Regions from separate parts of the Mus musculus genome. Here region 1 is linked to region 2. A link is a loop called in an ENCODE intact Hi-C map of the cell type or tissue named here. Cell type or tissue: left cerebral cortex. All regions are shown on one strand. Links, peaks and the distances in the headings refer to the core of each region. The heading gives the core; the rest is flanking DNA. Region 1 has its middle 21 kb from the start of Gm16158. Region 2 holds the start of Gm29683 (predicted gene, 29683).

What was found. A loop is a pair of places that touch in the nucleus more often than their neighbours do. Peaks named below come from ENCODE experiments on the same cell type or tissue, not always from the same donor. Only the 100,000 strongest peaks of a DNase experiment are listed, where the experiment ranks them.
Region 1: a loop joins it to region 2, with 4 times the contacts of the local background. A loop is called at or near these places in 3 of 42 quality-filtered maps.

Annotation. Positions count from the first base shown.
Region 1 is chr7:68,366,580-68,381,247 of GRCm38, reverse strand. No RefSeq gene overlaps it. Among named protein-coding and RNA genes, the nearest start is that of Gm16158, 21 kb to the right of the region's middle. In left cerebral cortex, for the core only: CTCF peaks have their summits at 6,848 and 7,049 (motif pointing left); DNase peaks (open chromatin) are centred at 6,814 and 7,030; H3K4me3 peaks cover 266 bases.
Region 2 is chr7:70,329,994-70,344,661 of GRCm38, reverse strand. Gm29683 (predicted gene, 29683) reads left to right here and starts at 6,840. Exons shown (of 4, transcript NR_131145.1): 1 at 6,840-6,959. In left cerebral cortex, for the core only: a CTCF peak has its summit at 9,535; a DNase peak (open chromatin) is centred at 9,547.

The DNA.
Region 1 (14,668 bases), core at 5,919-8,418, 2.0 Mb after region 2:
GAGAGACCATGCTTCAAAGGAATAAAGCAGAGACCAAAAGATCAGAACATTTGGTGTCCTCCTCTGGACTCCAAGTATCTGTACAAGTGCATGTGCCAGCAGATACACAAGTGCACAAGTGCGTACACAGCGCACACACACACACAAGCACACACACAAGCTAGAGGGGGGCACTACAGCATCTAGTAGGTAAAGACAAGAGATGCTATGAGGCATGTTGCAATGTACAAGGCAGTTCCTTGACATAAAAGAGTGTCCATAATTATAAACATGCTGAGGACAACAAAAGTAATTATGAACTCCACACAGGCAGCTACTTGGGCTTTGCCAGCTTGCTATCTGTCTCCAGACCCTAAAACACACCAACTGCCTCATAGCAGGTGAAGGAGGGGAGACAAGAAAGAGGCAAAAGAGAACTGGAGAGATGGCTCAGTGGTTAAGAGCACGGACTGCTCTTCCGAAGGTGCTGAGTTCAAATCCCAGCAACCACATGGTGGCTCACAACTATCTGTAATGAGATCTGACACCCTCTTCTGTGGTGTCTAAAGACAGCTACAGTGTACTTATATATAACAAGAAGTAAATCGGGACCCCCAATGAAGGAGCTAGATAAAGTACCCAAGGAGGTATAGGGATCTGCAACCCTATAGGAGGAACAACAATATGAACTAACCAGTACTCGCCCCCCCCCCCAGCTTGTGTCTCTAGTTGCATATGTAGCAGAGGATGGCCTAGTTGGTCATCAATGGGAGGAGAGGCCCTTGGTCTTTCGAAGATTATATGCCCCAGTACAGGGGAATGCCAGGGCCAGGAAGTAGGAGTTGGGGGGAGGGTTTGAGGAGCAGGGCGGGGGGAGGGTATAGGGGACTTTCAGGATAGCATTTGAAATGTAAATGAATAAAATATCTAATAAAAAAATGAAAATAAATAAATAAATCTTTGGGCCAGAGCAAGCAGAGGTCCTGAGCTCAATTCCCAACAACCACATGATGGCTCACAACCATCTGTACAGCTACAGTGTACTCATATGCATAAAATAAATAAATAAATCTAAAAAGAATAAAGAAAGAAGGAGGCAAAAGAAAGAAAATGGGTAGACTACAGCACATTCACTAGGTGTATACATACACACACACACACACACACACACACACACACACACACATTGCAGGGTCTATGACTCTCCTGTCCCTGCTGGCAAGTGACCTGGGGTGATCCCATCCAAGCGACCACTACGCCAGCTGAACTACGCACACACATCTCGCCCAACACTTCACACAATGTTCCTCCAAACCCCTTCTATGTGGCCTTCAGAGAAAAACCCCCTGACTCCAGAGAGACATCATGCCATGCCAAGTCAGCTTACTGCCCCAGCATCCACAGCCAAAGCATCTCCCAGGGTTCACCCTTGATAACCATGGTGCAAGGGATGGGTATAGAGAAAATCGGTGACAGGCCTCACATTGGAAGGCTGAGTGCTGATGAAGAGTCCAGCAGCTCTGTGGCCACATTGGTCATGTGACACGTACTCTAGAAAACCCTAAGGAGCCAGAGTAGCCTTGCCAACAGATTCTGTAGTTAAGCCCTCCTCCTGTCTAGGCATGGGAAGTGTCTACACTACGTCCACCATGTATTACCACTATTGGTGCTTTGACATTGAGGCCTTTCCCTTCCGGGACCAAGTAATCCTTACAGAGTCAACAACTTGCCCCCAAAGTAAACTAACCGATGTACACCCCATACCCATATCCCCCTGGGCAGCTCACTATTCACCTGCAGTAATCACTCTAGTACCAGATGTCAGATGTGGGACAGCCCAGCACCTCAGAACCCCTGGCTATCACCCAAACGGACCCCCAAAGTCTTCTTGCCCCCCCCCCTTGCCTTCTCTTTCTGCAGACACCATAGATAATGACCTGGCCACCTCCTCCCCTCATGTCCAGAACAGCTATTTATAGAAAAATCACAGTCATGTGTCTACATCTGCCTATCCTACCATAGCTGGTTAAAACAAACCCCAAGTGCTCAAAATGCCAAACCTGTGCCCTTGGCCATAGGGGACAGGGTTGCTGGCCTGAGCTCATATGGTACCCATGTAGGCTTAGACCACAAAGGCACACCCAGCCCTCTGCCTCCTGGTATGCCAGCCCCTGTCAGTGATGGCAGCCCAGGGAGGTAGGGACACTATGCTCACACTGACTTAGAAGTTGCACACACTGTCCTCCTCTCCTGGATCACAGAAAAGTCTTGGACCAGGTAAAGGACCCAAACTAACCCGATAGAGCCAGATTTGAACCCTATCCGTAATGTAATTGTAGGTTCTCCATCTACTGCTGGGCTGCCTTCCTGCTGGGCACTGCAATGCATCAAAAACAAATGAGCCGGTTTTTTTTTTGTTTGTTTGTTTGTTTGTTTTGTTTTGTTTTGTTTTGTTTTTTCCAGGAACCAGCAAGGACCACACAGAAAGTGTACCAGTAAGGTGTGACTATTCTATCCATCCCAGAGATCATGCACAGTCTACTGTCCACAAACTCTCCCGGGTGACACCCAGTTATTGGCCAGTAGTGGCTTCTTTGACGACAATGGCGTTTAGCAGACCAATTGAAGAGAGGTGGCCCAAGGGAACCTTGCAACTGTTCCCTTGAAGCCCAGCCCTGGCAGAGCACACTGTGTAGTGTTTACAGCCATGCAACTGAGCCATGAAGGAGGTAAAGGGTATATTGTTTGCAGCCCAGCTGCTTTTAGGGGAAGACTTTATAGTGTGGCCCTGGCAGTGGGGACAGGAAACGGGGTCTGAGCAGCGTGGGAACCCTCCTGCTTCTCTGGTGCCTGAAGCCAGCAGGCTCATTAAGGTTTTCCACCATGGCTGAAGAGAAAAGCATTTTCCAGAGCACTCTTTGAAAAAAGAGCCACCTCCTGATGTTGCTGCCTCTATAGTCCCCACAGCAGCAGGGAAAGTTAGAAGTCATTGTCTTTAAGTTTGCTTCTTAGGCGTGCCTCACCCCAGGGGAGTCAGGTCTTTTCCAGTAGGTTCCAGTAGGGTGGTGAAGACGTGCCAGACAAGTTCAAAATAAAAGAACATTAATTTTGAATTGATTTTATTGTAAAGTAGAGTATGTGTGTGTGCATATGGGTGTGTATGTGAATGTGCATACATACATGCACGTACCTCTGTGTGTGTGTGTGTGTGTGTGTGCATATGTATGCATGTACATATGTTCATGTGTATGTATATGCATATTGTGTGTGTGCGCATGCGTTCATGTGTGTGATGGCCATAAGGGCTCTAAGTCACGATGCAGAGGTCAGGGGACAACCTTCAGGAGTCAGTTCTTTCCTTCCACTGTGGATTCATGGGATAGAACTCAAGACACCAGACCCGGAAAGTGCTAAAGCTAAAACTTACCCCACAAAGTCTTCTCGCCAGCCACTCCCCCTTTTAAAGTTTAATTTAAAATAAAGAACATTCTAGTTCTGGAGAGGCGTGGGGGAGAAGAATCCTATGTGCAAACAAATCAACGTCACAAAGGAAAAGGGAATGTTTTCATGTTGGTTCTTGCAGACCAAGGGAGCAAGGAGATGTCATAGCTCTCCTGTGCTTTGGGGAGAGGGAAGTCGGGGAGAGAGAGCTTGGGGGAGAGGGAGCAGTGGGGGGAGGGGATGCTCTACAGGGCATACATCAATAGACCAAATTAAAGCAAAACAGAGGGTGAAAGTGTTCATGACAAGCCCTGCCCTGTGACACGTGACTATGAAAGACTGCAGTCAGATGTGTGGTGCCTTCCCGGTCTGTAATCCCAGCGCTTCAGAGGCAGAGACAGGTGGGCCTCTGATCTGGATGAAGGGTGTTGGGAGCTCTGTGTAGCACCTACATCTTGGAAACTCTTGCAAATTTTAAACGAATTCCAATGTCTTTAGGTTCATTTCCAATCTAACCTTTGGACAGAGGCAGAGAACTTTCCACTGGAGGGTAAACTTGCATCAAGTTGAGATCAAGTAGGATATGGGTACCAGCTTAGAACCCAGGGGAAGTTCATCACTCATTCCAAATGTCTCCACCCCACACTAGGGCCTAGAAGCTCCAGCACAGTCTGGAGCTTGTAAACCAGAAGAGATGAAGAAAGCAGACCAAGGCATCAGCCTCGATCCAGCTTCTCAACAGACCAGCAGGTGAATCCCACACACCCAAGAGCAAATGTGCTGCAAATCGGGCTCCGTGGGATTTTATAGGGAGACAGGGGCATTCAGTTTTCTTTAAGGGCTGACCACTGGGAATATGACCATGCTCCAGTGAGAACATGGGCAACACAAATTAGACGTGGGTTTTTTTTTCTTCTTTTTGGGGGGAGGGGGCCTGGGAGGAGTGGGATGGGGTGGGATGGGGGTGAACTGTGTTGGAATTCCCAACTAGTCAATAAAAATATCATGTTGAAAAAACAATGAGGACTCAGGCTTCAAAGCTGTGAAGGAAAAGAAAGGACAGTAAGGGACTGTAAGGAAGTGCTGCCTGTGCCCTGGTCTACTGCCCTGACCCTACCTGCCCTTGGGGGTTGGAGGTGAGGTCATGATACAGACTTCAGAAGCAGGTGAGAAACAGTGCAGCAGCAAACTGCTTCCAGCTCCTTTAATACCCTCCACCCGTGCCCCATTGGTCCCCATTGGTCCCAAGAAAGCATCTCTTCTAAACAGCAGTTCCTGATTGGCTGGCATTGTCTGCATCCGCAATCCTTGGTCTCTCAGGCAGTCCTCCATTAGGTCCTCCTGCAGGAGATGCTTTTGCGGCTGTGCGCCCCGCCCCCCGGATTTTACATAGAGGTGGCCCCTCTGTTCCTGCTACAAGAGAGGACAGTGGGAGCTGATGAGGAGCAGACCCAGAGACATAGACAAGTCCTGCACTTGGGGGATGTGGTAAAGCCAGGGTGGGAAGTGGGGGAGCCGAGTACAAGGATGGTCCTGACAATCGTGTTGGTGGTAGTGTGGAAGTGTTGAGTCAGGGCGGGACAGGGCATAGCAAGAGCCAAGTGGATGTCAAGAGTGAAAGCCCAAACTGGTGAAACTCACAGAGAAGAGACTACTGTGTGGCTGGCACCCGTGTCTCACCGCCCTCCCTCCTCCCTCCTCATCTCTCCTCTGATTAGCCACTGCCTGATACAGGGGTCTTCTTTTGCCCCCTCCCCACCTCCCTGCGGCTCCTGGTAATATGGGAAGTTCTCCTCAGAGGATCAGCCTATCCTAAAGACATGGCGGCCAGCCAGGTCTCTCAGGGAGCTGGGGATGGTGGGAGCATGGTAGAGGGGCTGAACCCCTTCTTTTAATCTCAGTGTTTGCTTCTGTGAGCTGGTATCCTTCCCCCACCCCCACCCCCACCCCCGGGCCTCCCAGGAACCCACAGGGCCCGCAGAGCCCATGGGGCCCTAGATGGAGCTTCCAGATGCACAGCATGTCCTGGGGCCTTGTGGCTCCTTTGTGGCCCAGATGGCAATGAGTGGAGATGAATCCCGACAAGCCCTCCAGCAGGAGAAGCCTCCTCCACAGGGACACCAGGGCTTCCTGCAGCCTCTACTACTTGATCCTTGAGGGCAGTGGCTTTAAGGGAGAAGACATAGAATCAGGCCTGTTTGAAACCCTACCCCTTCTATGGGACTGCAAACCCCTTCAGCTCCTTGGGTCCTTTCTCTAGCTCCTTCATTGGGGACCCTGTGCTCCATCCAATGGATGGCTGTGAGCATCCACTTCTGTATTTTCTCAGGCACTAGCAGAGCCTCTCTCTCAGGAGACAGCTTTATCAGGCTCCTGTCAGCAAGCTCTTGTTGCAAAGGATGGCCTAGTCGGTCATCAATGGGAGGAGAGGCCCTTGGTCCTGTGAAGGTTCTATGCCCCAGTATAGGGGAATGCCAGGGCCAGGAAGCAGGAGTGGGTGGGTTGTGGAGCAGGGGGAGGCAGGAGGGGGATAGGGGATTTTCGGAGGGGAAACTAGGAAAGGGAATAACATTTGAAATGTAAATAAAGAAAATAGGAAAGAAAAGAAGAAAGGAAGAAAGAAAGAAAGAAAGAAAGAGAGAGAGAGAGAGAGAGAGAGAGAGAAGGAAGGAAGGAAGGAAGGAAGGAAGGAAGAAAGAAAGAAAGAAAGAAAGAAAGAAAGAAAGAAAGAAAGAAAGAAAGAAAGAAAGAAAGAGGAAAGAAAGAAAGAAAGAAAGAAAGAAAGAAAGAAAGAAAGAAAGAAAGAAAGAAAGAAAGGAAAGGAAAAGGAGGGAGGGAGGGAGGGAGGGAGGGAGGGAGGGAGGGAGGGAGGGAGGGAGGGAGGGAGGTCTGAGAAAAAAAAAAAAGAAGAAGCCTGAGCCCTGCCCTCCCTCCCTCCCTGTGGTTCAGGCCTGAGCGTCCAGTGTTTCCCATCTGTGAACCGGACACTGTGTTCTCGTCCTCCTAGCTGCAGAGAGGCTGGATTCCATGAGGTAGTTTGGGTGGGTGTCTTTATGCTTATTACTATCATGGGTTTGTCACTGAGTCACCCAGCAGCCCCCTACAGCCCCACGCTCAGTCTCTGCATCCACACTGTGCTCTGGCACAAACTAATCTAAGCCCAGTTCCAGCCTGACCCTATCACCCCACTTCCCCCACACACTCCCATGCCCAAGCCCAAATAGGACTTTTTTTCTCTAGAGGCCTTCTAGGGGGTCCCTGGCCAATATCAACTTCATCAAAGCTGGCACAAAAAGAGGAGGCATTCGATCAGATCAGAAAGCTCCCTGTAAAAGAAAATAGCCTATCTCCGCTTCTCTAACTGCTCCTCCACCCGGCTGAAGCTAGTACTGTGGACAGGGAGATCTGTAACATTCTACATGGCTTTCCTGCTACAATCCCACAGTTGCCCCCAGCCAAAGCCTCGTGACTTTATATCATTTCCTGGGTATCTTAGTGAAATAGGCCTCAACTCACAGTGGCGCGTCGTTTTGGTTTTTTTTTTTTTTTTAACTAGGACTCCGGTGGGATCCAGGAAAACCTTATTAGAATCGATGTGCAGAGTCCGCAGGGAAGTGCAGCAGCGCCATCTAGTGGCAATTCTTGCTCCATGCATCTCCTGGACCGTCAAGATCAACTCGCATAGTAAATTACATTTTACAGTTTTAAACCTACCAGCTTCTGCTTCCACCTCCGTATGGAAGGCAAAAACAAAACTAATCACAAAAACCTACTTGTCTTGTTATTGCTAAGGGTCCTAAAGGGGCCGCTGTAGCCAGGTTCCCTCAATTTTCAGGCGGGTCATGGGCCTGATGCTGGAGGCCTTCCAGAAGATTGCATCCTTGGGTAAAAACTCAGAGAGTACACAGGAGCTCAGCCAGAACTCTGGGCTGCCGTCTGTCTAGGGTAGGGCCTAGGAATCCACTTCCCTACCTAGGCTACTGCTACTTCTGTCAGCACAGTTGCAAAGCTCTTCCGCAAAGGTCTGCGCTGATCTTGCTCTGGCTGGACTGGCAAAGTTCTGTGGTTCTCAGCCTGTGACTCTTTAGGAAAAGCTCAGGGACAGAAGAAAGGGATGGCAACAGTGCTAAGCACTGGACCTGTCTTTCCTAATCCCACACAGCAGGCAGGACCACCATGGGGTAATGGCAGGCCCAGACCTTGGTCACAAAGGCAATAGGATCCAAACACAGCACCCAAGTAGCCGGCGAAGCCTTTAAGGGCCACCACCTGCATTCCCAGAACCTTGGCAAGGTGGACATCTTTACAGCACTTGTACCAGAGGCGGTCTGTGCTAAGATCTATCTCCACAGCACAGCTTCTGCCCTGGTTCAACCAACACCATTCCATCTGTCCTTCCTTATACTACAGTCCTCAGCACCAAGTTCTGTCTGGCACTTGGGCCAAAAGATGGCTCCGGTGTGTTCATGCAGTCAGGAGCGGTCAATACTCTGAGAGCCTGCCCTCTGATACACACAGCCAAACTGGGGGAAAAATAATTCTCTGAGTGGGATTATGCATTAAGGGCCTTATTAATAAGCACAGCACCTAAGGCTCATGAGAGTGTCCTGATCGGATTTAAAATGTGAAGGAAAAACTGCAGTCTGCCCCAGATACTATTTAACTTCATAACAGCAAAGTAGCAAAATGTAATTTTTAACTTTTATGTAGGGAAAGGTTCCAGAAGGCAAAAGTCTCCAGGAGTGTCTCAGCAGCAGGGTAGATGGACTTACCAGGCAGAGTAGGACAAGCAGGCAAAACATCAAAAGCTTCCCTCTGTCATGTTCTTGTAGATTGGCTGCCATCAGAAGGTGTGGCCCCGATTTAGATGGTTCTTCTAGCCTCAAATGATACAGATTTAGGATGGGTCTCCCCACCTCAAATAATACAATTAAGAAAAAATCCCTCACAGGCTTGCCCACCTGTCTCAAGCCAACCGGATACCCTGAGCCACTTTTTGTGCTGGGAGTGCCATGTTTAGATCTATGTCTCACACCACCACCACCACACACACACACACACACACACACTAAACCGCATGAGGTGAGATGCAGGGGACAGGACAGGCAACCATCCAGGGCAACTTCTGGAAGAAGACACAGATGCGGGAAGCTGGTGATGCTCGTTGTCCTCTGCGCTGCACGCTGCATGGTGCAGGCAGCTAGCTGTCCATGCGTTTTGGCTGGCAAGCCTCAAAAAGCTACCTGACCTCCCAAGATCCCTTATGTCAAAGGTCAGGCTTTGCTCGGAGGGAAATAGATCCCTGACATTTTAAGGAGACTTCAGCATCCGAGGAGGAAGCCTAATCCACAGAAAGTGTTCTTGGGTTTAAGGGAGGGTAAATGAGTGCATACTTCTTTACAGTGTGCTACATTCTCTTGCTGTGTTCCTCTCTGCTTTTTCTTAAGTCGGCTTACCCGACTCTTACAAAGCCAACAACCTCATTATGTGAAACAGCCTCCCAAGGAAACTGCCAATCAAAACGTACTATCACTGGTCCCAAATAAAGGTTTGTCTCAAAGTAAGGTCCCGGTTAAACTACTGAGTTTAACACACTGATCATCACACGCTACTCAGAAGCACCCAGCATCTAGGCTAGGATCGCAAAGCTGGGCAAGTCAGAGCTAACCAGTCATCCTGGTGCCTAGATGGCATACTATGCTATCTGCTCCTTATGGATTGTGATCCTCAAACATGATCTCACCGTTGCTCTTTACAGTCTGGTCTGTGTTCCCCCATCAAGAGGCCACTGCATCCTTAGCCCAAACTTGCTGAGATGTGATCTTATGCCGGACTTGTGGTATCCTCTGCGACTTCCAGCATCTCTTGGCCTGAGCCAATTAGACACCTCTGAATCCTGACTCTCCTCTCTTCTGATCATTGCTGGGTTAATGATGGACATGGAAGACAAATAGCACAGGGGTCCCAAGCAACCAGGCAACCCTAGACTGAGCACAGCCCCCACCTACCTGCCTTTTTGCCTATCATCATGCTATTTAGCCAGTGTTCAGATGTGTGTGTGTGACCAGTCTACATGGGAAGACAGGAGCCAACCATCTCCTGAAACCGAAGAGGGCTTCAAGAACATGTAGAGGAAGATCACCACACTCCGTTGTTGAGGAATTTTAGAGGACACCCTGAGGCTCTCCATTCCCACTCACAGTCCCAGAGCAGCCCGAGATACCCAGCTCTGCCCCTACTTGCCCTACTTAGCCATCACTAAGAACTCTGGCTGGGAAACTCACCAGGTTGGGCCCAGCCCATCCTCCCCCTGGGCATGTCCTTAAAGGATGCATACCAAGGCCACCAGATTGACAGAATCTAAGTGTTCCTGGAGCCTCTCCTATCTACCCAAGCTTCAACTGATCCTTTGCTTCAAGCCCTAACCTAGCTTCATGGATCTCCTAATCCAGGCTGAATAATACCCCAGTTGGACTCTTTGCTTCCAATCCAGCCTCTAGTATTAGAATGGACTGAGGGCAGCCAGAGGAGGAGCAACAAAGGACCATTCTCCCTCCATCTTCTGTTCTCATCTGTAGCGAACTGCTTACTCTGCTGATCCGCTGGCATTAGCACACTTTGAGACCTTATGGATGTTAGGATGCTGACTGTCAACACTAGGGTGAAACTAGGATGCCAGACCCCTTACTGCTTCTTGTAGAGGATGCTGCCGCATTAGCCAGAAGCTCAAGGAGGCAGGGAACATGCCTACCATGTCCAAGAGTCTGTGCCAGTCCTCGGCTTAACAACTGGTCCATGAAGGGAAACTCCTGCAGAAAGAACGCCCACAAGAACTGAACTTCAACCAGGCAGAAGCAGCCTGAGCTCAGAGCGAGAGTCCCAGAGGCAAGAGATGCACAGTGGGTGGGAGGATCTTGGATACATTGTAACCTGGGCATCCTCAGCAAGTAGACAGACATCCACACACCTCCAGCTTCCCAGTGAATCCTGCAAGAGAATCATTGCTGTCCTTTTACAAAGAGGCAAAACTATCCCCAAGCACCTGGATGCCGAGGCTGAGAAGAAAATGGCAGGTAACATAAAAATAAAATTAAAAAAAAAAAAAAAACTAAACTAAACTAAAAGCAAATGTGTGTCCAAACTGACCATCCAGAGAGAAAAGAAAGCTACCCCAAATCACAGAGGGATACTGAACTTCTCTGACTGCCAGCTCCCTTTCCCACTGGAAGCTGTTAGGACTGTGCCCTATGTGCGGGGGAGGGGGGGAGCAGGAGCTACAGGAAGAACGGGAAGGGTCCCACAGCTATGTGCACCCCAAGGCAGGCTTGGAGAAGCAAGCAGCCTCCAGGCCGCCCATTGGGTGCCTCGTGCTCTTTGAGAGAATTTGTGACCGAGTTTATTTACTTAAAATAATTAATTTTGTTACTAATATGACTTTAGTAACAAAATTATAAAACTGTGAAATCTGTGCTCCTGTTGCATGCTTAACATTTTTATCAGTGAAAGGAGGTGGGAGGGAGAAAGGAGGAAGAAGAACGTGGAGGGAGGAGGAGACAAGAGGGGAAAGAGGACAGAGGGGGACAAGAAGAGGCGGCTGGAGGCCCCATTCAGAAGTCTCCACTATATTTAATCTTGTCACATCATTCAAATGTGGGATACGGGTTGGTCCTGCCTAACCCCTTTTTAAAACAGATGCATTCTGTTGCACTAACACAGACGCTGGGGGTTGGGGGGGGGGGGAGTGGGGCGGGGAGGAGGGAGAAGGGGAGGGGAGAAGAGGCGGAGGGCGGGGAGGGAGTGGTACGTTGACACTCACTATTTCTTCCCCTGGGGCGAAGGGAAATACATAGTGTTATTAAGGACACATGCCGGTGGCTGGTGGGAGGGTTCATAAACAGTGTCTTCTTGGACTTTGCAAGATGAGGGTGAGAACCCCAGAGCGTGCCCCGGTGGCCTTGGTTTGTACGATGCTGCCATCGTGTGGCAACTGCAGGTATTGCTCCCGGAACCCAGGAGCGCATGCGAGCACAGCTTGGTTTATGTTACTGTTTTGGTTTTTTAGTTTGCTTGCTTGCTTGCTTGCTTGCTTGCTTGCTTGCTTGCTTGCTTGCTTGCTTGCTTGCTTGCTTGCTTGCTTGCTTGCTTGCTTGCTTGCTTGCTTGCTTGTTTGTTTGTTTGTTTGTTTGTTTGTTTTGAATGATGGGTCAACTAAGCTGGCAACCAAGTTTTTGAGGGAAATGAGATTTAAATGCTGCTATCTGCTCTGAGTCTCCTCCAGGACACGTTCCAAGCCACATGATGTGAGCCTTCGCTAGCTGAGGCAGAGATGTGTCTCAGCGGGGTGGTCAGAAGGTTCTATATAAAAGGCAGTCTCCAGCATGGGACTTGTAAGATATCACCTGAGCTTCTCCTTGTTCCAGGGTTGGACTCCGTGTTCAGAGTCCCTGAGGTCCTCTGCGCGCAGAGTCAAAGTTTTCTTAGACGATATATATGTTAGAAGTGGTCTGGGTCCCAGAGCTAGGGGGTGGGTGCCTGGGGGTTCCACGGCGTCCAAACGCACAGCTACGGCATCTCAGGAAGAGTGGCAGACAAACATAATCACAGACAGAACTAGGAACCGAACAGACAGGAAGAAGAAAACCTGCAAGTCACGATATGACTTCATGGTTACCACTACTGCGGCAGGTGGTGGTGCCACTATCGGCTGGTGCCAACACAGTCACAGGCGGGGCCACCAGCTGACCTTCTGTGGCCCACGTGGTAGGGAATGTGAGCCCAGAAATGACAATGGGACAAACATGGAGGTGCTACCAGTTTGGGGCAAGATGGGGGGATGGATGGTCAGCATCACCGAGCCTCAGCTCTTAAAGCAAATGCCAAGAAGAAAGAAGTGCAATCCTGTCTGGAGATGACTCTGGATGGAGTGTGGAGTCACCTGGACTGCATTCTCTGCCATTCAATAGGGCAGAGCCTGTGACATAGATGAAGCATGGTGGGCAGGGATTCTAGTCTCAATTACACACCCCTGAGGGCAAACTCTGCAGGTCAGAAATAAACAGACCTTTAGGATCCTATTCGGATCCGTCCTAAGACAACCCTCCCATGCTAGGATCTGAGACGCTCCAGTCTCATATAAAATGCTGTATTTGCATAGAATTTGCACGAACTCTCCCGAAGACTAGGCTATTGCTAGGTGACACCCAGAATCTGATGCTTAAATGGCGTGTGGATAGTTGTTAAACTGCATCACTGGGGGACATAACGACAGGGGAGAACGGGCTTTCGTGTTTGGTCGCACCGGCAGCTTTTTATGGCATGCTTTCCGGGAGTTGTTGAGTGCACAGACGGGGAAACAGTAAATGAAGAGTGGCCTGCACAGTCAAGAATGAGGCGGATGGAACATTTACCGAGTAAAGGCTTCCGTGTCTGGAATTAACCCTTCGAGCTCTCAGGGGATCCTCATGGGGCTGTTGGTCCATACACATCCAGCAAAGTCCCTGAGGCTTGGGACTGCAGTGTCTGCAGGGCCAATGTTATCTATCAAAAGGCAGCGGGCAGGCCTTTAGAATCAAAACTTGATCTTTTTTTTTCCTAACATAGAAACTGTAGAATCCTGTAGAATTCAGGAAACTGAGGCAGAAGGTGGGCTGGTACAAGACCAATTAGGGTTAGAAAGGTCAAAAACAGAAAAAGCACAGCTTTAATCCCAGCACTTGGGAGGCAGAGGTGGACAAATCTGAGTTCAAGGCCAGCCTGGTCGACAGAGTGAATGGGCGCCAGGGCAGCCAGGGCTGTGCAGAGAAGAAGAAAAAGAAAAGAAACATTGTCTCAAAAGAAAGAGCAAGAAACCCTAAGTATTTATTTTTATTTTTAAAATGAATCATCATGGTGTTGCTTATGGACTCCATGTCCCCACATCCCAGACCCCCCCCCCCCCAACCCCCAGCCCCTGCCATGCCATCTCAGAGGGCCAGGCCCTGGGCAGTCATGGCTATTGTACTGCATGACAAGGGACATCCCATTCTGGCCTTAAGTTGTGTTTCCAGTATCACTAGGGCTTTCCACAGTTTTCTGTCCTGTGGCTTAGTAGTTTCCCCCCATTCTGCCTTCCCTGTCTACTCATTGTCAAGAGCCTCGAGGAAATGTGACATGTCTGAAGAAAATGAGGTTACAAAGGATTAGCCAGTTCCGTTAAGCAGCCCTTGACCCTTCACAGAAACACCTCAACGCTGTGACATCGAAGGAAATTACTCCTTCCTAATGTCTTGTCTGAAGCTGACCCAGGGCTTTCCCCTGGCCAGAGCTGGGGCTGGGATACCCTTAGACATCTTGCTCTCGTGTGGTGGTGCAAGCTCAGGACAGCAGGCACTCATTTCTCCTCCCTCTCCTGCAGCAGTCTGTGCTCTGAAGCGGAGACACCGAAGAGGAAGAGACGACACAGGAAACTTGCATCTCACGGTGTGATGGCTATTCTTGGTTGCCAACTCGACTACACCTGGAAGTAACTAAAACCCAAAAATGGAGGCCACACCTGGATTCACTTTTAGTCTGGATCTTTGAGGTGGGAAGACGCACATCTAATCTGGGCCACACCCTCTGCTGTCAGCCTATACAAAGACATGGAAGAAGGGAGCTTGCTCTCTGCCTGCTGGCCCTCACGCTCGCTCTCTGGCAAGTTCAATGTGGCATTAAGATCTATGTCTTCAGGATCCCATTGTATACTGAAGACCTGCTGAGACACCCGGCCTTGTGGGCTGAATAACTATGAGATTCATGGACCTTGCATCCCTAGGCAGCCATTGTTAGCAGTAACAGGACCATAGCCCGTAAGTCAGTATAATAAATCTCCTTGCTGTATATAGATTCATTCTCTGTTTGTCTATAGAGAACTCTGACTAATACACACAGCTTCTCAAGATGAAAACTCAAGGGCCTAATTTAAAACTACATCTTCAGGGCAGGGTAGAAGACACCCTGGCTAGACATTGGGAGGCCCTGGGTTCCATCCCCTGCCCCAGGGTTTTGGGGGAAGGAGCACCTTCTAGCTGCAAGTGAGTAACTCTCTACAAAGAGAACTGCAAATTCAAATGTTCAGATTGCCTCCTATGGACAGGGTATATAAATCTGTATTCTCAAAAAGAACAGAGCCAATGGGATGCCGTGTGTGTGTGTGTGTGTGTGTGTGTGTGTGTGTGTACACCTAAAAACACATACACTGTCTTAGTTGCTGTTGTATTGTTGTGAAAAG
Region 2 (14,668 bases), core at 8,105-10,604:
GCCAAACTATCACCTCCTCCAGCATGGGGTGTTTAGAATATCCCTTTCTTTCCAAAAAGGTTCAGAACCCGGTGAAGTGTCTGGGCAGAGTGGAGTGCCCCTAATAGCCTTCAGAAGTGTCACTTTTCTTCCCAGGAAGTGAAGACTCCGTGACAGGTGGGTCGTTTGCTTAGACCTAGGGCACAAGCCTGGCAGGTCACGGCTCCCTGCTCCAGTAGGCTCCCCACTGATATGACCATGAAAAAAACTTCTGCCCTAATTGCTAGAAGGTCTGGGAAACATTTTCTCTGCGCTAATTTTATATTTCCCCTTTCCCCCTTCCAACATTAAACATAATTTTGCGCTGTCAGTGTCACTAAGATTGCGGTTTGCTGATGTCTCTACTTGGAAACACGACCTCCTCGCCTCCAATAAGGAGTCACTGCCTCCCCATCAGGAACTTCTGGGGTTTTGTGACAACGCAGAGAAGAAAGGGAGGGGAGAGGGAGAGAATGAACAAGGTAGTAAAGACAGTCCGAGGTCCAAGATTCCAATGCCTCTTAGCCTGTGATGGAAGTAGAAATGTTCGGTTGTTAGCTTATTTGTTTAATAAAATCCATCCCCCCTCGTGTGTGTGTGTGTGTGTGTGTGTAAAACAGAGAACCACTTTTAAGAATTTCCTGTTGTATTCCAGTTTGTTTGTTTTTGTCCTCTCTCTTCATCGGCTGTCTCTCTTCTTTACCAACACCACCTGGACCCACTAAGTTCCTCTGGCCAGGCAGAAATTCTCTGACCCAGTGGTAGTGCTCCTAGACATAAAAATCCATTTTGTTCCTTACGTGGTTTCACTGAGGGCCTGTTCTCTGAATCCTTTGGTGACTGACTAGAGCCGAAAGGATAAAGTGACTCGGAATTTCCTTGGCTTTGTGCATCCCACCATCCAGGAAAAGGCACTGAGCTAGAACACAGACAGGTTTGGTTTGCTCTCCGCTCTGCTCTGGACTGCAGGACTGGTAGCTGTGTACTTGTTTTTCTTTTCATTGCAAAGAGCTGCTAGTTGCTCTCTGCTGTCTGTATCAGTAACTCAGAGCTACTTTGTACCAAGGCTGGTGGGTTTCAGAGTGATTATCTCATTTCCCTGGTGCAGAGAGAAGCTGCTGGCAGCCCCTGGGTCAGACTTTCAGTGGAGAGCCCATGTCAGGGACCCAACCCGAAGGTTAATTTCCTCTCATTAGCATCTCCATAGTCTGCTCGGATTCGGGCTGTTTGCTGTTTTCTCTAAGCTTAGCATTACTGGTATATTCATATTCATATTCTCTCTCTCCCTCCCTCCTCCCCCTCTCCCTTCCTCCCCACCACCAACTCCATTTCCTGAAAACCCATTTCATCAGTTTCCAACCAATTTGCCTATTTTTATCCAGGAGCCACCTTCCACTGTCCATCTTTCTTCACCATACACATTATTTACAAACATATTCTGGTTGATCTGAGCTAGGTCCTTCTCCCCTTTTCTACTTTCCCTCCCTCCTCCCTCCCTTCTTTCAATAATTGCTAGGAGAAGCCAAACATACAAAATGGCAAAGTGGTGGGGTGGAGATGGTCCTTGCTCCCTGGGGAGAAGCTGGAGATTCGTAGCCACAGTAAAGATGACGAAGGAAGAGGTGCGTGTGGTGTAAGTGAATGAGCCTGTTTACGGCGCCTCTTCCCTGTGTCTCTTCCTTGTGTCGTTTGATCGTTTGAAGGCTTCTCTGAACTGCTTTGATGCTGGCTCCACTAAGGCATTTTCGGAAGCCAGTCACAGTGAAGGAACCCAGAGTTAACCTCTTATATCAAATGAATCTTTTCATTTAGAGACCAATAAATCTCAATTCCTAACTACCTATTGTTGATCCAGCCTGGACTTAGTGAGGCAGGACCGAGGCTTATAGTAATGACCAGATAAAGTTTTCCAAAGTTAAGACTATTTTTCTTTTCTTTCATCAAAAACAAAACAAAACAAAAACAAAAACAAAGAGAAAAAGAAAAAGAGAAAAAAAAATCTCCCATTTACAAAAACAATAAACAGTACAAAGTAGTAGTTCCCTCTCCTGTGTGGAGAAATCTGGCTATTTCTTGAGTTTTTGTTTGTTTGGTTTTTTTGTTTGGTTGTTTTGTTTTTGTTTTGTTTTAAACAGGAGTCTTTGTTGATTAAAATGGTTTCCCATACAACAATGCCGAAGAAGGTTATAGTTTCTCAACAAATCATTTTGGAATGTGATTTTGGTGGAGGCTTGAAACCATTCAGTAATCAATGTAAAGTGTGTGTGTGTGGGGGGGGAGAGGGATGGGGAAGTATGGTCTAGGACCTAAAAGAGAGCTGATACTAGACACATGAAAGCCTGTTGGGTCTCCAGGGATGGAATTTGGGAAAGAGCCTGCCCACGTCTGCTCCTGGGCCTTAAAGAAACACATTGTTAAGGACAGCAAGACAGACAATACACTGATCTCTGCCTGGATTTCAGGGCTGAGTTAGGCTGTGGGGTTAAACTGCTTGCTGTGGCACTGTTCATTTTGATGGCATTTTCTGGGCCATTTGAAACTCCACCTTTAGTCAGCTCATGGTATATGGTTACAGAATTTATTTTTCGATTTATTAACCCTTCCTTTCTATTTTCTCTATTTCCTGATAGCTTCCCATGAGGTTAATCTCCTTTCCCTACCCCCTTTTTCATATTTTCTGGTTTTGTTCTCCCCACAAATAGAGTGTTTTTGTGTTTTTTTTTTTAACCTGTTTCTGCTGATTACTCATTTGCTTCCTTTCTCTTTCCTTCCTTAAGAGACAGAGGGAAATTAGAAGAGTAACAGGGGGGATTTCCAAATGACTCCTCTCTTGTAATTACTCTTACAAGGCAGGTGATTCTTAACTAATAACAAAGTTGTAAATTGCTACTAACTATAAGATATTTCTCATTTGTCAGCTCTGATTGATTTGATTAATATTTCCCTCTTTAGAATTATTGTAAGCTGCACTTCCAATCAACTCTACCTATGACACAGATGGCAGATGCCCACCCTGGGATAGGAACCTACCACTTCATGATAGTTTTCAGGACCTTGCTACCTATCCTGAGGCCCATGGCTTTGGCAGTCTACTGGAGAGGGCCCAGGCTAGGGTTCAGAAACTGCCTGATACATCTGTATGTGCTGTCCTCCATTTGTAATTTGAAAAACAATACTTTATTAAGGGATTTAAGTGTATTGAAAATAACAATGAACCATTTTTCTTAAGTCTCTTGAGAATTTTTTAAACTCCACATTCAAGGTTATAAGGTCTATCCTTAGTCTGTATGACTGAGGGAAAGATGTGTTGGGGGTGGGGTTGGTAACCAAGGCCCAAGGAACTCAGAGATGGAACACTGGTAAGACTCTATCTTTTGGGAAAGAGGTTGTATTTTCCCAAAGTCCTATTGTATCCCACAATGGTATCTAGAATGCATTTTTTTAAAGCTATCAATAGCTGCTACCTCAGTAGCTCTGGAGTTTTAATCTTAATTATATTATTAAGTGAAGTACCATTCTGTCAGGGCATTGAACATGATTTATGACGTCTGCCTATTAAAGGATCGATTGTGAATATCGCTACTATCATCTATCAATATTCTCAAGCCTGGGGTACTTCTCACATTGGGTTATTTGTGGTAGCAGAATGACAGACTGTGGGGAAAAGACTATTTCTTCTCCTCAGAGCTGGCTTTCCAGGTGCAGCAGGGAGAGAGAGGCATGGAGTGCCAGCAGCCCTCCTGAATTCTTACAGCATCTTACACCTAGAGAGGATGTAAAGATTTTTCCCCCACTCCTTAATGCTAAAGCCAGTGAATTCTCCCTGGGGGCTAGTAGAGACGGAAGACAAGAGCTGTTTTTAGGGAAGAAGTAACGCCTGCAGGTCGATACCAGGGGAGAGCATTTCCTAGCTGCCAGGTGATTTTCTGTGAGACACGTAGGAGGAAAAAACCAGCAACGAACAGCCTTTATAGGAGGATGGATGGATGGGGTCCGGGGGCAGATTTTATTTTTTTTGAACAGATGCCTGGCCCTGCCTCTGCCTGCGGACTCGGAGGTGTTCAATTTAGGGAATCAATAAAAGTTCTCTGCTCCTTAGCGCCCCTGCCTCCACCTGCTCTTGCTGCCTCTGCAAAGGTGGAGGCGGGTGCTGTGAAAGACACAGTGTCTGGGCCTGCTGGAGCCAGCCAGTTCAGGTCTTTTGTCTCCAGACAGCGCAGAGCCTGGTGTTTTCCACACTCAGGGGGCATGATACTGGCACCGGGTTATCATCTCGTCTCTGGCCCTCAGTTTTAGGAGAATGGGGGCGACTCTCCTTGTGGATGGAAGCCGGAGAAGCCCAGTGGGGCGGGGCCTGGAAAGACCTCTGTGTTGCAAGGGGCAACTAGGGCAGGGCTTTATGTCTTGTCCTAGTCCCTTTTCCCTGGACCCTTGCTCGAGTGAGCACCCAGAGGCTGGCACTGGAGACCCCTCTCTGACTGGTCATGCACTGGAGTCAGGCAAACACCCTCTGGCACTCATCTAGCTTGGAGCGGAGGTAGTAGCAGACACCTGGGCAGTTGGAAGCCCAGGATGTGGACTGGCCCCTGGGTGACTAGCAATTGGCACTTGCCCACACCTGGACATTGCAGGCCCACACCATACTTTCCTCTCAGGATTCCAGCAAGAAGAAGAAAAAATGTGAATCCAGCACTGCCTTCTGTCTCCCCAGGCCAGAGGCTGGGAGCCACAGGAGCCACAGTTTTCAGGAAGGAATTGGGATTCCAGATGGGCATGCCTTGGGTTTGGAACCTCCTAGATGACCCACAGCACTCTGCTGCCCTGAACAGCATAGAAACCATGATCTGGGCCTAACCAATGCAACCTCATTTATCTGGATGCCTGCTTCCCCAGCCTGGCTGCCTTGCTTCAAGGCCTTCCCTTTTTTGGCTAGAACCATTTGTTTTCAGGTCTAGAAACTACCTCAGATAAAGGTCAGCGATGGACACATTGAGAGTGGAGTCTCAATAAATGTAGCTGGTTTTCATGCCAAAATGAGGCATCCATTTTCCTTTATAAGCAACCTCCTCCTCCAACACACACACACACACACACACACACACACACACTTCAGTCCAGCCACCATGTAGGCAGGTCCTCAGACCAATCTTTATTTTGTCTTGGGGTGACTGGATATTGGCTGCCCCTAGTCCTTCAGTCCTAGATTCACAATCTCCATTTGAGACACTCTGGATGAAAGGGAGGAAGGTGGACTCTCTTTAGTCTCTCTCTCTCTCTCTCTCTCTCTCTCTCTCTCTCTCTCTCTCTCTCTCTGTGAGTGTGTGTGTGTGTGTGTGTGTGTGTGTGTGTGTGTGTGTGTGTTGGTGCAGACCTGGGCTGCCACAGTGGAGTCCACAGCAGCATGAACAAGTCTCAGCAGGTCCCCAATGTGCCCCTCATCTTGGGTCAGCATCAAGAAAGGAGGGTTTTAGTTAAATAAGAGCTTCCTGAGAATGGAGAGAGAGAGAGAGAGAGAGAGAGAGAGAGAGAGAGAGAGAGAGAGAGAGATGCTACTCTTGATGATGGAGGAGAAGAAGAAGAAGAAGAAGAAGAAGAAGAGGAGGAGGAGGAGGAGGAGGAGAAGAAGAAGAAGCTGGCTTCCAGTCTAGCCCCAATCATCCAATCATCCAAAGGCCAGTGGCAAAGTACATGAGGGAGAAGGATGAGGTCGTTCTTCTATGAATAATAGAGACGGAGACCTTAACCACATTGAAATGAAGTCATTTTCTTCCAGATTCCTTGGTAAGCTTTCAGTGTGGCCCCTTCTAGAGAATGCACTATGAAAAGTAGAAAATACAGGTACAATGGCCATGTTGCCATATTTTAATTGTACTTCGACCTTTTTATTGGCACACATATCATGTCATTATTATTTCAAAAGACCTTTTAGCCCCCCGTGGCTCCTTGGGTCAGCTGTAACTCAAACTTAACCAGATTCATTCACTCCTCTTCCCTCTTTCATCCTTTCTTTCTTTCTGCCCAGCTAATGGATAATTTCGGGGTCTAGGTTCCTTTAAAGATCAGACATTTTGTTAAGATAGACAACTTTTGCCCTACTGGTTCTTAACCATTTTGTGGTGGGAAGACCCAGGCACCGTCCTAACAGTCCACTTCACAGTCTGCATTGTACCTTAATCGCCAAAACTTTGCCCCAATTTTTAGGCAATAGATCTGGAGCCAGGGAATCAGGGAGAAACCAGTGGCCCAAGGAGTTAGATGAAGGCGTTAGATGGGTCAAAAATCAGCAGGTTGGAAGGACAATGGGGTTTGTACTCTGTCCAACCTTCGCATGACCTTGAATCTCCCGTCTTGATCTTTAAGGGTGCGGGCCTTAGCTCTCTGCAGTTCGCCTCTGTAGTTTGTTTTTAGACTAGTGCACTAATGCCTGGGCCGTCCTTCCATGCACTAAGGCACGCTACACACCAAGCTTTTCCCAGCACCCGGGAGGAGGCGCTGGTGGCCGGGTCGCGCGTCTCCTTCCTCCCAGCCAGAGTTCTGGAGCCCCCATTTACAAAGCCTCACTTGCAAAGGGGACACACACACACACACACACACACACCCTCACTCACACCCCACACGCACTGCTTGGAGGGCAGTTTGATCTTGTCTCATTGGCGTCTCCGGCCTGAAAAGAAAATCATTTGGGTAAACAGCCAAGCTTCCAGGCTTAACGCCCCGCTCCCGCCTCCGCCCCTCTGTCCCTCCCGCCTCCCCCACTCCCCTTCAACCCCACCCGCCACCCACACTCCGCTCCGCTGCCTGGCCTCCAGCGAGCTCCGCGCGTCTGAGAAGGAGCTAAGGGCTCCCTGGTTCAAAGGGCCGCAGCCCCGAGGGAATGCCCTCTTCGTGTGCCCCGGGGTGCAGAAGCAGACTGCAGGGCGGTGGGACCAGCCTGGGCCACGGTAGGAATCTCGAAACCTCATGCACCCCTAAGTAGCTGATCCCAAGGGAGGGCACAGGGGAGTTCCGAGCCCGAAGGGACAATTCGGCAAATCTATCGCAGGCCGGGCAGGGACCGCTGGCTAGTGCACCTGCCGGCTGCTCCAGATCCTGAATGGGTCATCCTGGGTCCCCCCAACTACTTCACAGGCGTTTGTCCATTTGTGTGCCCTAATAGAGCATCGAGCCTTGAGTTTCTTTGGCCTCACTGCCTTGCATATAGGCACTTGGGTAGCTGATGACCACAGGCCCCCACAGCCTTCAACAGGCCTGAGTCCTGGAGTAGCCTTGAATCTAGTACTAAACGATTTCTAATGTTTGATCCCTCCCAAAGGAGAGTTTTTTCATATAACTGTAAACATAATTGTTATTAATATGCCCCCAAAAAGTGGTGGTTAAAAGGATACTCGACTCTCTCTAGATCACACTTTCAAGGAGAGAGAAGCTTGAAATCTGATATACTGATGAGATTATTAGACTTGATTAAATAGTGATTGGCCCCCACACCAGTTCTCTAAGGAACAGTGTCCCTCTCCTCGGTAGTTCTGTCTCTTCTCTTCTCTCCTTCTCTTCTCTCCTCCGTCTTCCAGGCGCGCAGGCTCACACTAATTCAGGAGTCATTAGCAACACCCTCTGCATGCATGGCTTGCGTGGGGGAAGCATTGTGTTCAGTAGCTGTTACACTAACTCTTGCACCGCATCTTGCGGTAGGAAGTGTAATAGCAAGAAGATCATTTTTTAATCCTCGGGCTTTATTTTGTGTGCGTATGCCTGTATGTGGGGGTGGGGTGGGAGTGGGGGTGGCTGCTCTCAGAAAATATGAATTGAGACGAGCCGTGTGGAAGAGAAAGAAATGGAGAGGACCGGAAAGAGGGAAAGAGAGAAGAGTAAAAGTTTCCAATTTAGGACTCAGAACCTCCTTCAAATTGAAGCTTTGGGGCTTGAGGTTCTTGTGAACTTTCTTCCGTCTGTTTTTGTCTCTGCACCTTATTGCCACTGCTCAGTGGATGCTAGGGCCCTCTCAGGAATTGCCTCTTAGCTCCTAGATCTATCAGCAACCATCTTCTCCACAAGTTAGCATTCTCACCTCAAAGCCTAGGAACTCCCAAGAACCTGGTCATGCCTCTACAGCTGCCCCCTGGAAAGATGCCCCTTAAATCCTGCTAGGAATGTGAGATATCTCTCTCTAGTATGATCTCTCAGGAACCTGTTTTAACTTAGTAGAAAAGGGACAAGCCAGCCAGAAAACTAAACTGGCTATTTTCCTGGTGCAGCCCTATAATTTCTGAGCGGGAGCACTGAGAGCCTTCTAATCTGCCGTGCATGGAGCACAGGTTGTAGAGAGGCAGAGAACTCACACCGCCTCTTGCCCAGGCTGCCCAGAGACTACCCTACCAACCCCAAGGAGCACAGAATTTTTCCTAAGAGGCTAACTTTGGCTTGCTCAGGTAGAAAATAAAGGGGGCTTAGATACCACCACCATCTCTCCCTTCACCCACAGTTCTCAGGCTGGCCATCATTTTACCCATGGAATCTAGTTGAACACCCTAAACACACACAAGAGAGAGAGAGAGAGAGAGAGAGAGAGAGAGAGAGAGAGAGAGAGAGAGAGTTAGAGAGAGACTTAGAGAAAGAGAGACTTAGAGAGAGAGAGAGAGACACTTAGAGAGAGGTCAAACACATAAGTAAAAACTACATTAGATGGAAGTTCCATGTCGCTTTCAAAACAGATAAACCACACAGTTCTTCGCTGGCCCAAAAGCAAGGCACTCTACATTCAAAATTTATTTTCAGCATGGAAAGGGTGTTGTTTCTTATTACACTTGGCTTTGGGGTGAAAAGAAAATGAAACAAAGATTCACCATAGCATAGCAGTGAGTTAATTTTCTGTGTATTTTATAGTCTAGTCCAGTGGATATATTTAAAGGAAGATAAACACCTTAACTGACCAACTGGTTGAAACAAGGGCAAATAGTCAGTTGCACATTGGAGGAAAAGAATGTGTAATTCATAATTCCTGGCCATTGTTACTTTCATTGGTCGAAAGGCAGACGTGCTGAGGATTGCGTTTTCTGATTATGTCTGAAAATGGAGAGGAACCAGGCTCCAATAGGCCAGCCACAGTCCTGGCAAAGCCTCGGTGAAACCCCAGCGGTCAGAAGGAATGGATTTCTGTGGAAATCATAACTGGGAGGTTATAGCTTCATAGGCCCCGCTTCATGGAAGGCATGGGCCACGGCAGAATGACTTAAACACACCGCAGCCTGAACTGGTGGCCTCCTGACTATGTGTCTCATTCATTTTATCTTTTCTCTGAATGCAGCTTAGGTGACGACCGTTGAGCTGTGAACGTATGCTTCTGTGTTTTTTTTTCCTTTGCGCATCTCCTTTGAGAATTGTGGGTCACAGATGATGGTGTTCTTTTGCACCAGTGGGGAAAGAGGCCTGTGTGTTTCGGCTTCTTTGGAGATTTTAATAAGGAAAAAGAACGAGTTAGGCTGCAGGAGATTTGGAGGCTTGGTCGCGTTATTCCAGTTTCCGAAGCGAGGTGGCGCTCCAGGGCACTGCACTGCGCCCGGGTTTCCGCAGCTGAGCACCAGCTTCGTAGAGTTTGCTCTGGAAGGCAGTAAAGTCCAGGAGCGATGTAAACGCAGAGTTCCTAAACGTTCTGTGCAGAGTCCAGGGGTACTCAGACTCTCTCAGGCCTAGTGGCCTACATGAGTAAGAGAAGACCCGAAGCCGCTTCTGGGGGTGAAGGGGGGGGGAGGGGAGAGGGTGGCTGCAGGGAGGGCAGACCAGCCAAGGCCCGGGCAGGCTCTGTGTTGAATCTTCCTGGAATCTCTAAAGTTCCAACTCTTGATGGGTCCGGAGCGGTTCTAGAATGCTGTAGAGAGAGCTCGGCCGGAGCCATCCTCCCTATTTCCCTATCTGCGGTGGGCTGGTTAAAATTCACGGAGGAGGTTTCTCCCCATCCACTGGGCTCTATCGACTTAGTCTCCCACCCTCTCACCCCCACCCCACCCCATCCAAAAAAGAAGAAACAAGAAATAAGAGGAGGATGAGGAATAAGAAGAAGGGTGTGTGTGTGTGTGGGGGGGGGGTGTATTCGTGCATCCCATGGCTTTCATTTTGTTTTCCAAACTGGATCTTTTTTCTCTTTTTTTCTTTACTGCCATTTCTTCTCTTCTGTTTTCTTTTCTGTACATTTTCTTTCATTCCCTTATTTCGTTAGTTTTTGCAACCCATTGGTGACGAGGGAGGGAGGGAGGGAGGGAGGGAGGGAGGGAGGGAGAGAGAGAGAGAGAGAGAGAGAGAGAGAGAGAGAGAGAGAGAGAGAGACCAAATAAATGGCAGCAAAAAAGTGAAGAAACAATTTTGATTTATTGCATGGATTTCAATCCATGCGATTTCGTTTTCACCTCGCTTCTACATTTCCCGAGTCTCAGGCTCATAAAGGCTAATAAAGACGCAGGAGAGGAAATGCCCCTTAGACCTCTTTGGAAATGATGATAGAAGTAATAGTGGCGGTAGTCCCTCTGCGCAGCACTCCTGTATAATGGAGATGTCACTGTGGTTTTGCAGTGTGGCTCCGAGGACCAACAGTCGTGCAAAATTTGTGCCCATGCTCTGAGGGCCTCTTTTCAGCTTCCGGGTCTAGTGGGTCCCCTGAACCATGCGATGTTCTCCTTCCCCAGTGGCCTGTACCTTCAGGCTGCCAGGAAACTTTTTTCCTCCTCACAGTGTTGCAAACTTGCAGCTTAACTGTGTGTCTCTTTTAGCCCCCACTTCACCCACTTTCGTCGAAGTTTTAAAGCAGAAACAGCAGGATTTTGAACCCAACTTAGGACTCTAGAGAAACTCAGAGGACCAGGTCATTAGGAATGTTAACGGACAACCAAGAATTATAAACATGATCTGAAAGTCTCTTCCAATTCATTTAAGTATTTATTTGTGCTAAGTGATGAAAGGTGACGGATGAGAAATAGACATCTTTTAAAAATAATGATGTCAGAGGAGCCTTTACCCTGTCGATTGCTATAAATCAGCGTTGAGAAAGACAAACGGGGGGGGGGTGTTATTTGGCCACCTAACGGGCTGCATTCACTGGGCTGCAGTTGGCCTGTCAGCAACGTGAAGCAGCGGTGAAGCTTTGGTCTGGGGAATGGCAAGGAACGAGGGGAGGATCAAGGCCCACAAAGAGCCAAAGGGGGACATGCTGGTGAGCCTGCTGGTTTCCACTTGAATTCCCATACTAGTGATAGATTTGGCTTAAGGTAGTGTGTCCAGGCCAGGCAGATGACAGGCCTTAGGAATTCGGGGAGGCTATAGTCACTCAAAGTTCTGAATGTCACATTATAGAGGGAGAGCAGGCTCTGTTTCACAGTCTGTCAGGGGTTTGGAAGACTCCATGAATGTTACCTTTTGAAAATACTCCCCCACCCCCGTTCTCTCTCTCTCTCTCTCTCTCTCTCTCTCTCTCTCTCAATTTTCTCGGCCCAAGAGGAAGCTTCATGCTCTCTATGACACAGACTGGTCTCCACAAGGAGAGAGGATCCGAGCCCTATAGGTAGGAAATGACAGGTGTCTGCAGGTTTGAGGTGAAGGTTGCTGGCGCTGCTCTTGTACCAGCCAGAAGATCAAAAAACGACTTCTGAAAAGGGCAGAACGGGGTGGTATTTTAAAGTTTACACTGAGCTTGTAGAGACAATCAGTTCTCAACCACTTCCTTTTCAGTCACAGAAAGGCCTGGAGTGCTGGGATAGGGTTTGAGAGAGAAACGAGCTTAAGGAACCGGGCAATCTTGCCAGAGACTTCTGCCCCTACCACTTTTCACACCTGCGCTGCCCAGTTTCCAGTTCAACCCTGAGCCAGAGAGGCTGCCTAAGCCTCTGGCCTCTGGGTCTGCCTGTTTTGTCCCTTCCAAATGCTTCTAGCAGGCACAGATGCTCTCACGGTCGCGTCCCTCTGGTGCATCTTGGAGAAACACTGGCAAACAGTGCTTTTCTGAGGAGCAGAAGGGCTGCTTAAGCGCCAGCAACAGGTCCATGCTGAGATTCCTCTGTCCTTCACCGGCCCCTCCTTCCACCCTCGCTACTGGGGTCCGCGGGGTAAAGGGGGGGATCTACTTCCCCCTTCCTCCTGGGTCACCCACAACAACCCAGGAAGGCAAACATCAGGTTTGCACTGTTTCTTTGGATAAACGCCTGGCTAAATGCTTCTAATAATGAATGGCCTTTCGCTGGACACTCGCTTGAACCGAAGAGAGGACCTCACTGGAGAACACCAAAAAGAAAATAACTAGAAAGTGGAAAGGAACACGGCCGGCGGCGGCCTCTAGGATCCAGACAAAGACATCTGAGTCTGTCCCTTTGCAGTCGCCCATCTCTCCTTCCTGCCTAGAGATCTGATTTGGTCCTACTGCGGCTCCCTAAGAGCCTTTAGATCCGACGTCCCTTCACTGGGGACCTTGAGCTGAGATCCCAGGGCTGGAAGGCTCCGATTCTAGCCGGAGCTGGAACCTGGTGGCCTCAACACTTGCGGGATGCTGCTACTGGGCCACAGTCCCTGCCTTGCCCACAGGAACCTAAACATCCCCGCGTCCTAGGTTAAGGTGGTTAGGGCGAGGGGGTAGGCTCCTGGACCAGCCAGGTCGAAGCGATGAAACAGCAACTTCTTCTTCTTCTTTTTTTCCCCCTGGCAGGGAGGAGGGAAATTCGTCGGAGGAGGTCGGTGGAGACTCCTCCTTCGCTCCGCCCGGAGGCAGCCAGAGCTCCGCTAGCGGTGCGTCTCCGCCCGCCCGAGCGTTTCCATAAATCAGGCCGCTGGCAGGCTGCTAATTAGCTCCGGCCGAAAAGAATGAGAGTTCTGTAGCACACGGTGGGTTGGGAGTGGGGGCCCAGTAGGTGGGAGATCAGAATTCCCCAGGATTAACGGGGGGACTCCTTGGGGGCATCTCCGCGCTCCCTGCCCGAGCCACCTCCGATCACCTCCTGCCAGCAAAGGCCCGCAAGTTCGGGCCTCCAGATCCCGCGCCTCCCGCACTGCGCGCACCTCTGCAGTCGACCTGGCCCGCCCACCCACGCCGAGGCCCCCTCTCCCACTCGCTGAGCATGCCTGGCGTTAATTAACTCCCCCTTCACCCGGTGCAGTATCGGAAGACTTTCAAAACTCGTCCCAAAGTGTTTCCTTCTCAAGCCTGAAGGCAGCGTTTGGAACGACCCGCAGAAAAGGGGGGCGGGGTGTGGATCTGGGGGAAGGGTTGGTTGCACCGGGATTTGAGATAACAAGACTTCCCCAGCGATTGTGTGGGTAGAGGGATGGGCTGTTGTAACCTCATCCCCTCTCCCCTAGTGAAAAGGCAAGACGGTCAGGGAAGATTAAAAATAACATTAAAGTTGGATTATTGATTTCCATGTAAATTGCCAGCCGAGAGAGCTACTTCTGTTTATTTTCTCTTTTCCTCCCCCACGCTTCTCTAAGCCCTCTGGGCTCTGCGCCCTCGGAGCCATTCCCACCCTCCTTAGGGACGAGACTCCTAGATGACATCACCAAGGAGAACGGCGGCCTCCCCGCCCCTGGCCTCAAGACCCCTGAGCAGAGATTGACAGGTGTCTCTAGCAAAGACAATGCCTTCCAGGTGTCAGTATTCCCGTTCCACCCCTCCCACTCCGCCCTCTTTGCTCCTTTCCCTTAACAACTCTCCTACCCACCCACTCTTCCTCCACGAGGCTTGTTCCTACCCCACCCCCACCCCCAACTCCTTGCTCTTTGCATCTGGGCACTAAGCTTCAGGTCCTGAGACTTAGGCAGGGAGCCGACGCCGAGGGGCCCGGATGGCGCTGGTGTTGTTTGTGCCCGAGGGGGAGGCCAATCCGAGATGCCAAAGGCTCGAGTGAGGGTCCAGGAGGTGGCAGGGCCCAAAGCGGGTAAAGGGTAACCGAGTGAGCATTTTCAAGGAGCCAGCTCAGTCTCTAGATTTCTGTCTTGACGTTATTCTCTACCCTCCACCCGCGATCTCTCCTCTTCTCTTCTCTCTCTCTCTCTCTCTCTCTCTCTCTCTCTCTCTCTCTCTCTCTCTCACACACACACACACACACACACACACACACACACACACACACTATAACAGACGCGAAGATAATCCCACCATCTGGCAAATCCCAAATTTGGCGGCCAGGCTAGGAAAGCAACAGCGACATCTCATCCGGAGAGTGGGTGTCTGGTCCTGCCCCACTCCCCGGAACTGGGGAAAGGGCGCTCGGCTTTGCACTCACTAGTCCCCATCTCTTCAACGTCCTTGCCCTGGCCTGGTAATCTTGGGTGCTTTCTCCTCATCTGAGCAACTACTTTGGGATTCAGAAGAGAGGTGATGCAGTTAGGGTTCTTCCGCCGAGCAATGAACTGAAACCCAAATTCAGCTTTATTATGTATAACCGAATGTAATTCATAGCTAGGTGGCCTGTCGTCGGCGATTTAAATCGCCTGGTGATAAGGATCGCACTTATTAGATTTCTTCAAAGACACTGGGGGTTTCTATCTCTCTCTCTCTCTCTCTCTTTTTAAAGGAGGGCATTTGTGCTAAATTGCCCAGTGCTGGTGTGATAACTGTCAAAAGTTTGACATCAAAGGGGCTAATATTATTCAGTTACCAGAGAAGCTGTCTGTCTAAATA